2 separate regions of the Mus musculus genome follow, and region 1 is linked to region 2. The links are chromatin contacts, found by POLR2A ChIA-PET in ENCODE. All regions are on one chromosome and are shown on one strand. The core of a region is the stretch at or near the end of the contact, and the rest is flanking DNA. Distances in the headings are between cores, read along the strand shown. Region 1 has its middle 9.4 kb from the start of Gm46423. Region 2 holds the start of Ercc6l2 (excision repair cross-complementing rodent repair deficiency, complementation group 6 like 2).

Evidence for each region. ChIA-PET counts read pairs that join two places held with the same protein, here RNA polymerase II (POLR2A).
Region 1: POLR2A ChIA-PET joins it to region 2 with 55 read pairs in Patski. The contact joins the enhancer-like site here to the promoter of Ercc6l2 in region 2. POLR2A ChIA-PET finds 5 or more read pairs at or near these places in 3 of 5 experiments (Patski and embryonic stem cell).

What each region holds. Positions count from the first base shown.
Region 1 is chr13:63,912,741-63,919,478 of GRCm38, reverse strand. No RefSeq gene overlaps it. Among named protein-coding and RNA genes, the nearest start is that of Gm46423, 9.4 kb to the right of the region's middle. Within about 2 kb of position 2,146, at least 3 of the 3 ENCODE cell types and tissues checked have a DNase peak (open chromatin) inside an H3K27ac peak, as active enhancers do.
Region 2 is chr13:63,813,498-63,820,498 of GRCm38, reverse strand. Ercc6l2 (excision repair cross-complementing rodent repair deficiency, complementation group 6 like 2) reads right to left here and starts at 5,259. Exons shown (of 19, transcript NM_001013608.3): 1 at 4,982-5,259; 2 at 444-868. The coding sequence starts at 5,024.

The DNA.
Region 1 (6,738 bases), core at 897-3,396, 100 kb before region 2:
GAGCCCAGAGCAGCTGGGTGAGCTTGAACCAGAGCAGGAACCTTGGGTGGCAGCCTATGGTTGGCAAGAGGTAGCTCTGGCTGGGGAATGGGCAGGCATTGCACTAGAAAGGCCCTTTGGGCCTTGTCCTCTGTGAATGGAGCCATTTACTGGTGTATCCGTAATGGTGGGGCCGACTGAGTTCCTTGGCAAAGCCCTTGGCAGGCCTTCCCCAGTGGAATGTCCAGAGAGAAAACGTCCCCTGTCCTCCCCTGTGGCCTGTGTAACCTCCGGCCTGGTCTGCGCCAGGCTGTGCCCCAGCGCCCCACCCAGGGGTCTTGTTTGCTCTGGCAGACAGGGAGTCCATTCAGCCCCTCGGGTGGCACCGGGGGTGTCTGGCCTGGGAGGCCCTGGCTGAGCTCCGGCAGGCTCAGTGGCCTGCGGGGTTCCAGAAGCTTCCCCAGGCTCCAGTGGGGGCGGGGAGCTGACTTTCTTCTGGCCGCCGAGAATTACTGACTTTACAGGTCCGTCTTGCTCCATAAACCAGAAAGCCACTTCCAGCTGGTGGGATGGAGTCTGGTGGGCGGGTGTCTGGTGCCATCCTGTCCCGGCTGGGAGGGGTCCCCAGCGCCGTGGAGGAGCTGTGGTCTGTCACAGCCCCTGGCCAGGCAGGTTTTTATGGCCTCAGTTCTGGAGTGGGGAGCACAGGCCACATCCACAGGGATAATATTTGCTGTACCTGGTCCTGATGCTGAGGCCACAGCTTCCCTGTTCACGTTCCTGCCTCGCTATCCCAGTTTCCTTTTCTCCTGGAGGTCTGCTGAGACTTGCTTTTTGAATAGGGAAGCAATGAGTTAGGATCAAACCACAAAGCTCATGAAAAGACTGGATGACTCCCCTTGCAAGCTGCCACTATGAGGCACACAGGTCTGGAGCCAGTGGGAAGCCTGGAGGCCCTGTTGGCCCCTCGAAGGGACAGCAGACCCACCTGAAGGAACACTTGCAGCTCCAGTTCCCTCGGCCAGCTTTCCTGGCTGCCAGCCACTGCTCCTGCATAGCTGAAGGTTATGATGTTTAAATATTAAAAATGCTTAGCTAAATACGCTGGCTTGTTTTCTTTTGCCGATAGTAACAGTCTGCCCACAGAGCCCTTTCAAACCTCTTCAGTGTTTAGAAAACGGATAAGGTACTCATTCACTGACGCTCAAGTTTGCCAGAGCCAGGAATGAAGCCCGGGATTTCGTGAAGGGAGAACCAGCCTGGACCACACACATAGGCTGTTCTGCTTCCTCCTCCCTGCCCAAGCTGGCTCTCCCCTGCGCGCTCTCTCTCTCTCTCTCTCTCTCTCTCTCTCTCTCTCTCTCTCTCTCTCTCTCTCTCTCTCTCTCTCTCTCTCTCTCTCTCTCTCTTCTCCCTTCCCCCTCCCTCTCTGCCCTCATTCTAACAAACTGGCCATGACTGGCAACCAGAAAAATCCATAATAGAAGTCAGAGGGGGGCTTCCAGGGCTTAGAGGGCCCTTTGGTATCCAGGAGATGAATAAAAAAAAAAAATGGATTACCAAAGTGTGTGTTCCTATAACTAAAGAGAGCACACACACACACACACACAAAGCTGGGGCCACCCCCAAAACATCTTTTATGAGACACGGGAGCCAAACAGAATTATTAAAATCACTTTTTTTTTTTGGTGGGGTTACAGAAAGAAATACACTCTCTTCAAGAATAGGGCTGGTTTGGGCCCCACCCACTAGCTGCCCCCCCCCCCCCCACACTGCCCTGAGACATTAATTATCTCCCCAGCACGGTTGGAGGAGTCCTTTGACTTGGCTGGATATAGTATTTGCATTTATCAAATAAGGACCTGTTGGGCACAGGAGACCAGGGCTGGAGGAGGAGGTGATTAGGTGCGAACTTCTTTTAGGAAACACGAGCAAGACTCTGTACTTTCTCCTCACGAGTACCCATCCTTGACTGCAGACTTCAAACAGGAGTAAGCTGGATCCAACTGGAGCCCTGTGGGAACTTGGAAAGACGTTGAGCTTCTTTTATTTCAGTGTGAGCTCCAGTGTGTGCAGAAAGAATGAAGCAGTTAAATTCAAGAAGTATTTATGGCGCTGCTGAGACGAAATGAGGCAGGACTTGGCACGAGAGGCCAGCTCTGGGCAGCAGAGCCTGGAGCACAGCCACCTCAGAGCAGCCCTGGCCCGTTGAGCTGTGGCAGGGCAGCTTCTGATTAAAGAAGTCGGCTCGCACATTTTTGTTGTGTGAATCAGCTTTTTGCCACTGTAGCAAACACTCAGGATGATCAACTTATAAAAGACAAAGGTTTCTCTTGACTTACAGCTTTAAGGCTCTGGACAACGATGAACTTAGCCCAGTTCTTTGGGCCTGTGGGAAGGAAGGTATCATGGTGGCAATGTTTGACAGAGTCCAATCATGTCGAAGCCACAGCCCAGCTGGTAAAAGAGAGGAAGAGGAGGAGACAGGATTTCCTATCATTGCCCCCAGAAGGCATTTCCCTAGGAACCTAAAAATCTGCCACCTTGAGGTCCTGGCCGGGGGTGGGGGGTGGGGTGGGGGGTGGGGTGGGGGAGATATTCAGCTTAGGGAATCCAGTGCAAGGGGGTTCTTTGTCTGCAGTGTAGTCTGCTTGAGCATAGCTGTCCTACCAGTTGATGTTGGATATTGAACATCTGTCAGTATACATTGTACTAAGCAAGATAGAGCCATGGAAAAAGTGTGTCAGACAGTATACTCCTCAGCTGACATATGCGCTAACTCTAGACACGTGCCACACAATCCACACAATCATGTCTTCTCGGGGGCAGACAACCTATATACCAATGGTTCCCCAAGGTTCCTGTCACCTAGGAACATTGTAGAGTGTGTGTGTGTGTGTGTGTGTGTGTGTGTGTGTGCGCGCGCGTGCTCAGGAAAGCCATGGATCAGTGTCAGGTGTCTTTCTTCATCGATTTCCACCTTATCTTTTGAGATAGGGTCTCACTGGACCTGGAACTTTCTCACTTTCTTCATGGAATTCTCAGGCACCGCTTCCTACCTCAGGCATTGCACCTCCTACCAACATCATCTTGATGGTATTCCACTACAAGTAGCTTGTTTCGCTCTTTTAAAATGAGGAGTTAAAGGGTGCACCTGTAATCCTGGCACTGGGGAGGGATACACTCTTGGCTACATAGAGTCTGGATGCCTGCCTGGGCTATGTGAGACCCATGGAAAGCTCCAAAATCAAGCAAATAAAAAGGACACTTGTGTCTAGCACCGTGTACTAGAAGCCTGGACTGTTAGCAGCACATTTACTACCACAGAAGACATTTTAAGCCAGGCAAGGTGGTGAAATCCCATCACCCAGGAGACAAAGACAGGCTTTCAAAGCCAGTCTGGTTACCTGGCCACATGTTGTCACAAAACAACATTCCAGTAGGCTACTCTAGTAGTAGAGTGTGACTTTTACACTCAGCCTAGCTAGTTCTTATTTTCCTTGCAAGGAAGATAGGCCAGGAAGGAAAGAAGAAAGGCTTTGTCTTCATTCTTTCACAGAAATCGGTTATCACTCTATGAAGAGCAGTTAGTGTCTTGTGGCTTCTCTGTTGTTGAAAAGATACCCAGACCTCTGCAAATTTTCAGTTATTCTCCAACTGGAATGTAAATCAGTATACTGATCCTTTCCAAAGAGCTGAGTCATGGCCTCATTAATAATATAACCTTGGAGCCCACTTGTACCCATAAGCCTGGCCCTGGGAGGCATTCATAGCTTAAGTTTAAGACTTGATTCCTGACTAATAACTGCCCCCCCCCAACAATCCATACCCCCATTTTACCCTGCACAAAAAGAGGTCATGATATTTAAGTGGAATTTTAAAATGCCAAAACCACACAAAAGAATGCAGGCCTGGGTGTAGCACCCATATGCTAAGGAGGAGATCTCCACCCCATCCCCCCCCCCCCCAGAGCTAGTTCTGTATGAGCAAGGTCAGCAGGAAAGGCAACACTACCTTAGCCAGAGAAAGGCCGATGGCGCCATTAACAGCTTTTGCCAGTGGTTACCTCAGACAATGTAAATACAAAACTGGTGCTTGTGTTTATTTAAAGTTATTGGCATCAGGCTCTTTCCTGGTAGACAAAGATTATCTTGTTTACAGCAGTATCCAGATGATGGACAAGACTCTGTTTAATATAAATCTAACTATGCAGAGGGGGGACCCGTTAGCATAAACAACTTCCCTCAAGCAAAACAAATCCTGCCAAGACTCAAGCTGGAATTCATTTATTATCCAGCTTCAAGTTGACTTGTCTCAACATTAAACAACGGAGGGGCAGAGGGCTGAAGCTGAGGTCCGAGGGCACGACAGACCGGGTTTGGAGGGTCTCAAGCTTTGCAAAGGTGTTTGTGCCTCTTGGTATGCACGCACGCAGGCACACACACACACACACACACACACACTCTCTCTCTCTCTCTCCCTCTCTCTCTCTCTCTCTCTCTCTCTCTCTCTCTCTCTCTCTCGCACGCATGGCTTGGGGCGCGGGACCACTGCTCAGGACCTTCCTGACACTCAAGTTGTTTCCTTTCTGAGTGGTAACAGGCCTTCCCCCAGGAATGTTTCAGTTCCAGGTACAGGTAACTGGTACACACCAAAGAGGTAACTGGACGTTTTAGGACAAAATACTCAACTAAACTGGTCACTTGCTGTGACTCTGTAACCAGCACCTGGTTCATTAATCTCTTACCACTGCCAGGAGTCTTCATTTTAACCAGCCTTCCACTTTAGCCTTCACACAAGCCACTTGAACTCTGCTGTGACCTCCTTGGCCTTCTTTCCTTCTTTCCTTCCTTCCTTCCTTCCTTCCTTCCTTCCTTCCTTCCTTCCTTCCTTCCTTCCTTCCTTCCTTCCTTCCTTTTTTCTTCCTTCCTTTAGAATTTGTTATCTTTTAAAGTATTTATATTTATCACCCATATCTATTTCTTTCTATGTATATCTATTTATCACCAATATCTATCTATCTATCTATCTATCTATCTATCTATCTATCTCATCAATATCTATGTATATCTATCACCAATATCTATCTTTCTTCCTATTTTTCTTTCTATTTATCATTAATATCTATTATTAATATCTATGTATATCTATCATCTATCTTAAATACCTATTTATATCTAAATACCTATTTATATCTACCATCAATATCTATGTATATCTATCACCAATATCTATCTATCTATCTATCTATCTATCTATCTATCCCTTCTCTTTTTATTATACAGGTCCTTTTTATATACCTTATGGCTTCCAGTTTAGTTTTTTAAAAGGATTCCTAAGTGTGTAAACAAGTGGGTCTCTGCATCTGTATCATGTGCCTTTTTGAGGGGTTCATTTCCTTCTGTTTGTTTTGTCCTATTCTGGTGTGATAGTTTTTGTTCTATCTTACTATATTGTATCATATTATTCTAGTCTATTATTACCTCTTAGAAGCCTGTTTGTTTTCTGATGAGAGCCAGAAAGGGGGTGGATGTGGATGGAAGATGTGGACAGAGAATGGGAGGAATAAAAGGATGGAAAAGTGCAATCAGGAAATACTATGTGAGAAAATAATCTATTTTCAATAAAAGGGAAAAAAGATATTATGGCTAAGCTTCCTTGTCAACTTTACTAGATTTAGTCACCCCCCAAGACACTCCTCTGTAAGAGTGTTTCCAGAAATATTAGCTGAGACTCCATATGATCACACCTATCCTTCGTTTCTCATCCATATAATCAATCACACCTGCCCTCCATTTCCCGTCCATATGATCACTGCTGCCCTCCATTTTCCCTTCCAATTCCTTTACGTTTCCCCTCACAATCCTTTCTAACATCATACTTTCTTAAAAAAAAAAAAAACAAAACAAAAACAAAAACCAACTCACTAGGTCCAGTTCTATTAGTGTTGTTACGTGCATATGGGTATGGTGTGGGGCCATCCACTGGAGCATAAAACCAACCTCCCAGCAACTATTAAAATATCTTTAATAAAATCTCCAACTCGGCTTCACTGTGCCAGTGAGTCTTGAAACTCAGCATGAAAGCTGCAAGCCCTGGTGTGTCTAAGTTGAGGTTTCTAGAAGCTTTGTCTGTGGAGGGTGGCCATGTCGAGTTCCGCCCACCTCTCCGTGCTGATGTTGACCTCTGGCATGTAGTCACCTAGCCTGTAGCTGCCCAAACCATGTACAAGTCTGTAGCAATGACAGGTAATCCCTTAGAACACTCGCCTCTTCTAGAAGCTACAAAAAGGATCCACTTTGCTGCCCGGGGTGCTCTTTCAGTTGAGATTCAGAACTGATTCCCTGTGGTAGCAGTCAGCATCATTAAAAGATCTTTTTCACCTGAAATAATCAATGTCTCACCTGGAACAGAATGTGTTAACTTAAGACATCATGGAACTCCCAGGCCAGACAGTGAACTGAAGCTTCAGTGAGAGATCTGTCTCAGAAAAAAATATGGTGGAGCTTATTAAAGGAAGACACTTGCTACTGACCACTGACCTCTGACCTCCACGCCCATATGCACATATGCATATGTGTACCTGCTTGTACATGTAAACACACACATAAACATGCACAATACACTACACTTCTGTCCCCCGTACCACCACACATAAACTGAACATGCTTGACAAATAGAAAGATTCTTTGTTGACATCCTTAAGCCAGTTGGGAGCCTTGAGAAATGAAGCTCTGTTGTACTGGCTGGTTTTGTGTG
Region 2 (7,001 bases), core at 4,010-6,509:
ATATAAAATTAAATGTCATTTTGAAAGGAGATCTAGCACACTTCTCTTTACAAACCTCTAGTCCACAATATGAATTAGACACCAAACCCAAACAACAATTTGCAAGGGCTATATTATTTCTGTCTTAAAGAGCTTGGGGCTCTAGAAGTTAATTAACTTTTTTCATTGTATATAGCATTTTCTCTAAGAATAAAAATTAATAAAAAAAAATGTTATTCCCCAAATACTAATAAAGTACTGAGCATAAAACAATGAGACATTGAGTCACTGTCTTCAATTTTGAAAACTTTCCATCAAACTAAACACAAACAAAAACAAACAAAAACACAAACAAACAAAACACAAACAAAAACCTACGGTAACAGGTGCATTACAGAGATTTGCAGTGTATTCACTCTTATACATATGAGCTTATCTTTAATTATAAGGTAACTAATATTTACCTGTATTGTTTTTCCAAGTCCCATGTCATCACCAAGAATACACCCTCTCCCCTCTATGTAGTGTCTGTAGAGGAACTGAGCCCCCTCCCTTTGGTAATCTCGCAAGTACCTATTAATAGTATAAGGAATTGAGTCTCCATCTTCAGATAATTGAAAAGCACTAGCCAAAGATGGAATTTTTCGATCTGGGAAATAAGGTTTTTCTAAATCTTTATCATCAAATATAAGACTTCTGGAGTAATCTTTAGTTGATTTTACTTCTTGAAGTCTTTGAAGAGGTATTGTCTTTTCTTGAAAGTCTGGATACAGGACAACTGCAAAAGGTTTCCCATTTCCATCCACAGTAATAGATTTTATGCTTGCTTCACAAAGCTTTTTGTTATCCAAAGATGGAGCAAGACATCTTTCTCCCGGACACCACCTGTCTATAAAAAGGAAGAAAATTAACTTTTCAAAAACTTATGAAGTCATACCTTAGTTACTTATTGAGAAAAAAGATTTAACATATTTTCCAAATAACTGAAACAAAATAGCTTATATTTATTTTCATATATATATGTATATGCATGTATGTGTGTGTATGTGTATGTATATATACATATATGTACATATATGTATATATATATATATATATATATATATATATATATATATATATATATATCAGATGTTTCCTATAATCATCGGTTTGATTTATTTTCTGTAGTTCTTCTCCTAGATGTGTAGCATTGAAAGTATATTTGCTAGGTTTAAAAATAAATTGCCAGGAGACTAACTCTGGTGATTCCAATTAATCATGTAAGCCATGAACATTTGTTTTCACAATTTGTTTAGTTGTTACAACCAGAGCTGAAAGTCCTGATTTAAATAGTCTTGCTGACTCAGGAAGATTACACATATTCTCCTTATATGATGCAGTAAAAGAAATAGATGCAGTAAGGAGTAAGCTAAAATGTTCAGGACAGTAATGCTTTTGTGGCATGTGCTTTTTATATTTACTCCATGCTTCCCTGGACACAGAGTATTTAACTCACATAGGGAACCTCTTATTTAACTACATTGATGTCACAATCATCATAGATTATCCCTTTTGGGTTTACTAAGAGATGATGAGTTCTAGGAGCTAGAGAGATGGCTCTGAAGTTAAGAGCATTTAAAGGTCTTGCAGAAGACCAGAGTTCAATTCCCAGTATTCGCATGGTGGGTCACAACCATCCATAACTCAAATTCTAGGTTATTCAACACTCTCTTCTGATTTCCCTGTGTTCCAGGCAGACATGTGATACACATGTATATGTAGGCAAAACACTCACATACATAAAATAAGTCTTAAAAAAAGAGATGAATTCTAAGATCCTTTTGTAAGAGCCTGTCATTCACTGAAGATTCTGACTCTAAACATATGAACTTATTCTGTATTAACTGTCCAGCCTTCTGTTTTATTTTCTATCCTAAAGACACACCACTAGGAATGGAGGAAAGGTCTTCTAAAATATGCTACTAAGAACATTTAAAGGGCAATAATAGAGGAAACTAAAACAATTTTCAAGTGGAATCACTCATTGCAAGGATCCAAGAAATATATAGCTGTAACTGTAAGGCTAAAGGAAATGATTTTTCTTACCCACACTGCACTAACCCCACAAGACCATTACTGGCTTCCTGGGATCTTCCTGAGGAGCTCCAGTTAGAGCTTCCTAACTAATTCATGGATACAATGATGGGTGTGTGTTGTCTTAAGCAACAACAGCTCACTGTCACAGTCTTCTTCAATTTTTCCTCAAAAACATTATTCCCACTAACTTTGCTGAAGTGGTTTTACCATAGTTATCCTAAATACACATGAAAAAAACATGTTCTCCTACTCAATTCTTTTAGATCCTAACTGAGAACTATTATACTATTATGAAAATAACACCCTACTTTACTACAGAAGTAAAAGGTTGTGAGGTCCAAGTATCTTCTTTCTAAAACAGTGCAGGCTGAGCCTAAGCTAATGATACCACTACAGTCATTCTTAACACATTATTTCTGTTTTAAATGATGCATCTCCCTCTCATTTAAAAGACACAATTTCTTAATCTGACACTCAACATATATGTTTCAAACATCAATTGTTCATTAGACACCGTACCACACAATGGATATAAAATGAAGAACAGTGTCAAAAACAGTAGTGAGCAGTTTCCCTGAATCTTATTAACTAGCATTATTTAAAGACAACTTTTCAAGGTAGCCCTTTTTCCTCTTTTTCTATTACTCCTACACACACTCCACTACAATCTCTTTTCTGATTTTAAGTCAAAATCAAATCACAGCTGGGTATGGTGGTGCAAATCTTTAATCCAAGCACTCAGGAGACAAGAGGCAAGCAGAACTCTGAGATCTCTGCGATAGAGGTTAGTTTGGACTAAGAACTATAGAGCAGAACAGCCAGGGCTACACAGAGAAACCCTGTCTCAAGAAAACAAAGAAACTGAAACAAACAAAAATATAATTTTTCTCTATGCCAACATCTCTGGAAAGCAAGAGATAGCAAACTTTTTCTATAGGCAACTACTAGCTATTTGTTAAATTACAGTTTAGAGACCATTTATTCTCTTACTCTTTAAAGAAAAAAATCAGTCACAGACAATAACTAAATGAGCATGGCTGTATTCTAATAAACCTGTATTTTAAAAGGCAACATCAGATTTGATTTAGTAAGTAGTTCGATGACTTTGTCCTTAGTACATGGTACCATCACTTATTGAAAAAACTCTTGAAAAAATTCTGTATATCAGTAGTTTAAATATACTTAAACTATTCTAAATGTCTGATTCTTTATCTATTGGAATAATACATATTGAAACAATAGCTCTTCTAGTTAAGAAAAAATCTTAGACTAACACACAAAAGACAGTTAACAAGCATAAGCTGATTTTTTTTTGTTTGTTTTGTTTTGTTTTTTTGAGACAGTGTTTCTCAGTGTAGCCCTGGCTGTCCTGAACTCACCCTGTAGACCAGGCTGGCCTCGAACTCAGAAATCCGCCTGCCTCTGCCTTCCGAGTAATGAGATTAAAGTCGTGTGCCACCACGCCCGGCTATAAGCTGAATTTTTAAGTGAAAACAAATTATTGATCTAGTGAGATAGCCCCTAAAAAACTCATAGACATAAACATAATGGCAAAAGGTGCTTTGGAAGAAGAGAACAGAGTGCTATGGAAAAGAAGTATTGGGAGACACATTTCAGAAAAAATTTTCAGGTAGACCTGTATGTATGTGGAAAACACCAGGACATCTTTTATGGGCACCTTTGTACCTGAGTTTGGGTTATTTCTAGAACCAAATAGATAAAGTTGGAGTCAGGAATAATGATTCTGTTACTACAGAGATTGGAACTGCTGATCAAGGGAGGACTTTTCTCTGAAAGGTAGGACTGGGGGTATTGCTCCTAATGATTGGGATGCCTCTCTCAATTCCAAAGTGCCTTTTTTGTTTGCTTCCAACATAGGAAACATACTTCCTTCTTGGACACTCTTGAGTGATCTGTTCTTCCCATCAGCAATTTTCCCCCTAAAATACCAAAAGTGACTAAATCTTCTAATAGCATCAAGGAACAAACATAGCAGTCCCATCACTGTCACTTAGAAGATCCACCATTTGCCTTTAGCAGTCAGATTCATAAAGGCATTTCTATTTGTGGGCCCTTAATTATGACATGACCAATTTTTAGTCCTACGAGTTCAAGGTTTGTTGCTTACCCTGAAATTAGCATTGAGCACCTGCTTACTTTCATGAGATATCTTCCTCAAAGGAAGAGCAAGATTTACCCAATGATTCCTGGGCACAGAACACTCAGTTGTAAATCTGTTCTGTCAGGGCTTGAAGGTTGACTCCATCTGTAAGCCAACTTGCTGCTAATACTGCTGACCTGGATTCCAGCCTCTGAATTCATAAGGAGAACTGACTCACCCAAGCTATCCTCTGACTTTCACATGCCTGATGCACACATATACACAAAGTTTGTAATCTGTTATATCAATCAATTTTATTAATAAAAGCTAGAGGGCAAGTCTGCATCCCTGATGGCTTGTGAGATAACTGCACTTTCAAAAGCTCTTGGTGATCTACTAGAGGCAAAATTCTGCTTCAATACGCCATGTAAGTGAACTAAACTAAATAAATAGGCCTTTGATCATCTACCTAACAGATCCCTGCTATTGACTAATAACTGGCATATACAAAGACAAAAATGACATTTACTGAACGCCAAGGGTCAAAAGTGGAGTCACTTGCATCTCATCTCATCTAATAGTCACAAGAAGCAATAGTCCTCGTTTTACAGATGAGGAGTCTGTTCCCACTGCTCGGCGAGTAACTGTGAGGGACAGCACTAAATTCTTTCGTCCAGGCGGCTGAGTCGCAAAGCCGAGGACTTCCCGCGGGGCAAGAGTTCGAAACCCGCAGCTGTCAATCACAGGAAGCACGCGGGAGCCGCTTCCGGAAGTGCCCTGAAGACGTGTGCCTGCGCAGAGGCGCGAGCTCGGAGCTCATACCTTTGCGGGAGTCTGCGCGGGACTGCGGGGCGGAGATGTCCATCGGGCTAGGGGCAGGCACCCGGCAGCCCCGCCGCTCTCGGCGGCGAGGAGAGCACGGCACGTGGGCCGGCTGCCGGGCATCGCCCGCCCGGAGCGGGGGGCGCTATGTGGGGCCTGACGCGGCGGCGTCACCTCAGCGACCAGCCAACGCTCGCCAGAGCCCGTAAATCCCGCGAGAACGAGCGCCTCTGCGCTCCATCGCTCGCCTCCCTCCAGATATCGCGAGAAGATGGACTAGCCTTTCAGCGGGCGGAAGCGGCTTCCCTTCCAGACGAGGTCAGCCTCGCGCAGTTCGCGAACGTCCCAAATATCGCGAGATTTGGCATTAGTCGGCGACCTCGACCCTCTTCGCTGAGGGAGTCCACGACCTGAGGTGTGTGACATCCTCCCAGGGCGGAAAAAGACAGTGTGAGCCCTGCACAGACCATTGACACTGTGGTGGCCTTGTCGTCTAGGAGCTTCAGGAGGCGAGCCTTAAGAGGGCGTTTTCTTGGGTTTGCCTACTTTATCGTAACTCACTCGTGCACAAACAAGGCAACCCCTGGGGTTCGGTTTTCTTCGCCATCTGAGAAGAGCAGCGACTGTGCCTCGCCCTGAGAGAGAAGCACACACCACGCAGCCTGCTGCCTCCAGCACAGCGTTCTGCGCACGAGCTGAATGGATTTTGCCTGTCCCAACATCTCCTGAACAAGCTCGTGAAGCCAAATGTATTCTTCATGTCGAATTCTTGTGATTTTTTTTTTTTTTAGGCCACTGTGCCTGTGTACGGGTCTCGTAGAGCTAAAAATCCAGAAGTCAGAGAAATTGCATTCCTTCCTAGAAAGTGGAAGAATCTCCACTCCTTGGCTTGACCTCTTTCTTCAAAGCCAAGGATAGTGCATTTCCTGAGCCTTCCACAATGGGTTTGGGTTTTGGGGGGGTTTGTTTGTTTGTTTGTTTGTTTGTTTTGAGCTCACCAGAATAATCTTATTTTCAGGTGTACACTCATAACTACATCAGAAAAGGCCCCTTGACATGTAAGATAACATGTATGGGTTCCTGGATTTAGAGACACAAATTCCTCTTGGGGATCATTATCCTGCCTACTGGAGGATCTTATTTGTATATACTATATGCCTATTCAACAAAGAGATCTCCATTCTTTGCAGATACTACTAAGACTAGTAGACTATTTTCAAAGGAGTGCTATATTAAGAGTGTCACTTGTTTGCAAAGCAATAGGAAAAGCTTTATAAAGAGAAACATTTAGGAATATTGATTTAGCTAGTAACAACAGCCTGAATAAAGGGGAGTAACTGCAAAAAATAAAGAGTTAAATAAATTTTGGGGGGAGGCAGGGATTTTGAGACAGGCCTTCTCACTGCGTAGCCCTAGCTATCCTAGAACTCATTCTGTAGACCAGGCTGGCCTTTGCCTGTTGGTTTAAGATGTAAGGCCTTACTGAAACTACAAGTGATTTGATAAATCCAAAATAAACATTGAAATGAAAGAAATCACCTTGTTAAAGGAATATCCTTCTAGCTAACAAGACGACTCCTCACCTTTGAGTGTCTCTTATGTAACTGCATTGCCATGATTGTCCTGTTTAATGAAATGGGAACAGTCATAACATGAACATGTCTTAAAGGTTAAGCATCCTGCCCTTAGGGTAGCTTTTGTTCTTGTCGGTTGCCTGTCATCCTCTTGTGTGGATGCTGATGTTGTAAACCTCCAACACTAGGATGCCAGTTACTTCAAGGTGAAATTGTGATATATTTCTGAAGTCAGTATAAGTGTTGTTGGATTGACTATATTGCATGCAAAACCACTGACAATTGATAACACAGCAAACATTAAGACAATTTAGACTACAAAAATATAACTGTAGTATAGCATGTTTGATATGCATGAGACCCTAGGCTCAACATCTAGCACCCAATAACAGTCATGATAAGCATTTCAAAAGAATTTTACTTGGATGCCAAAGAGACTTTTAATA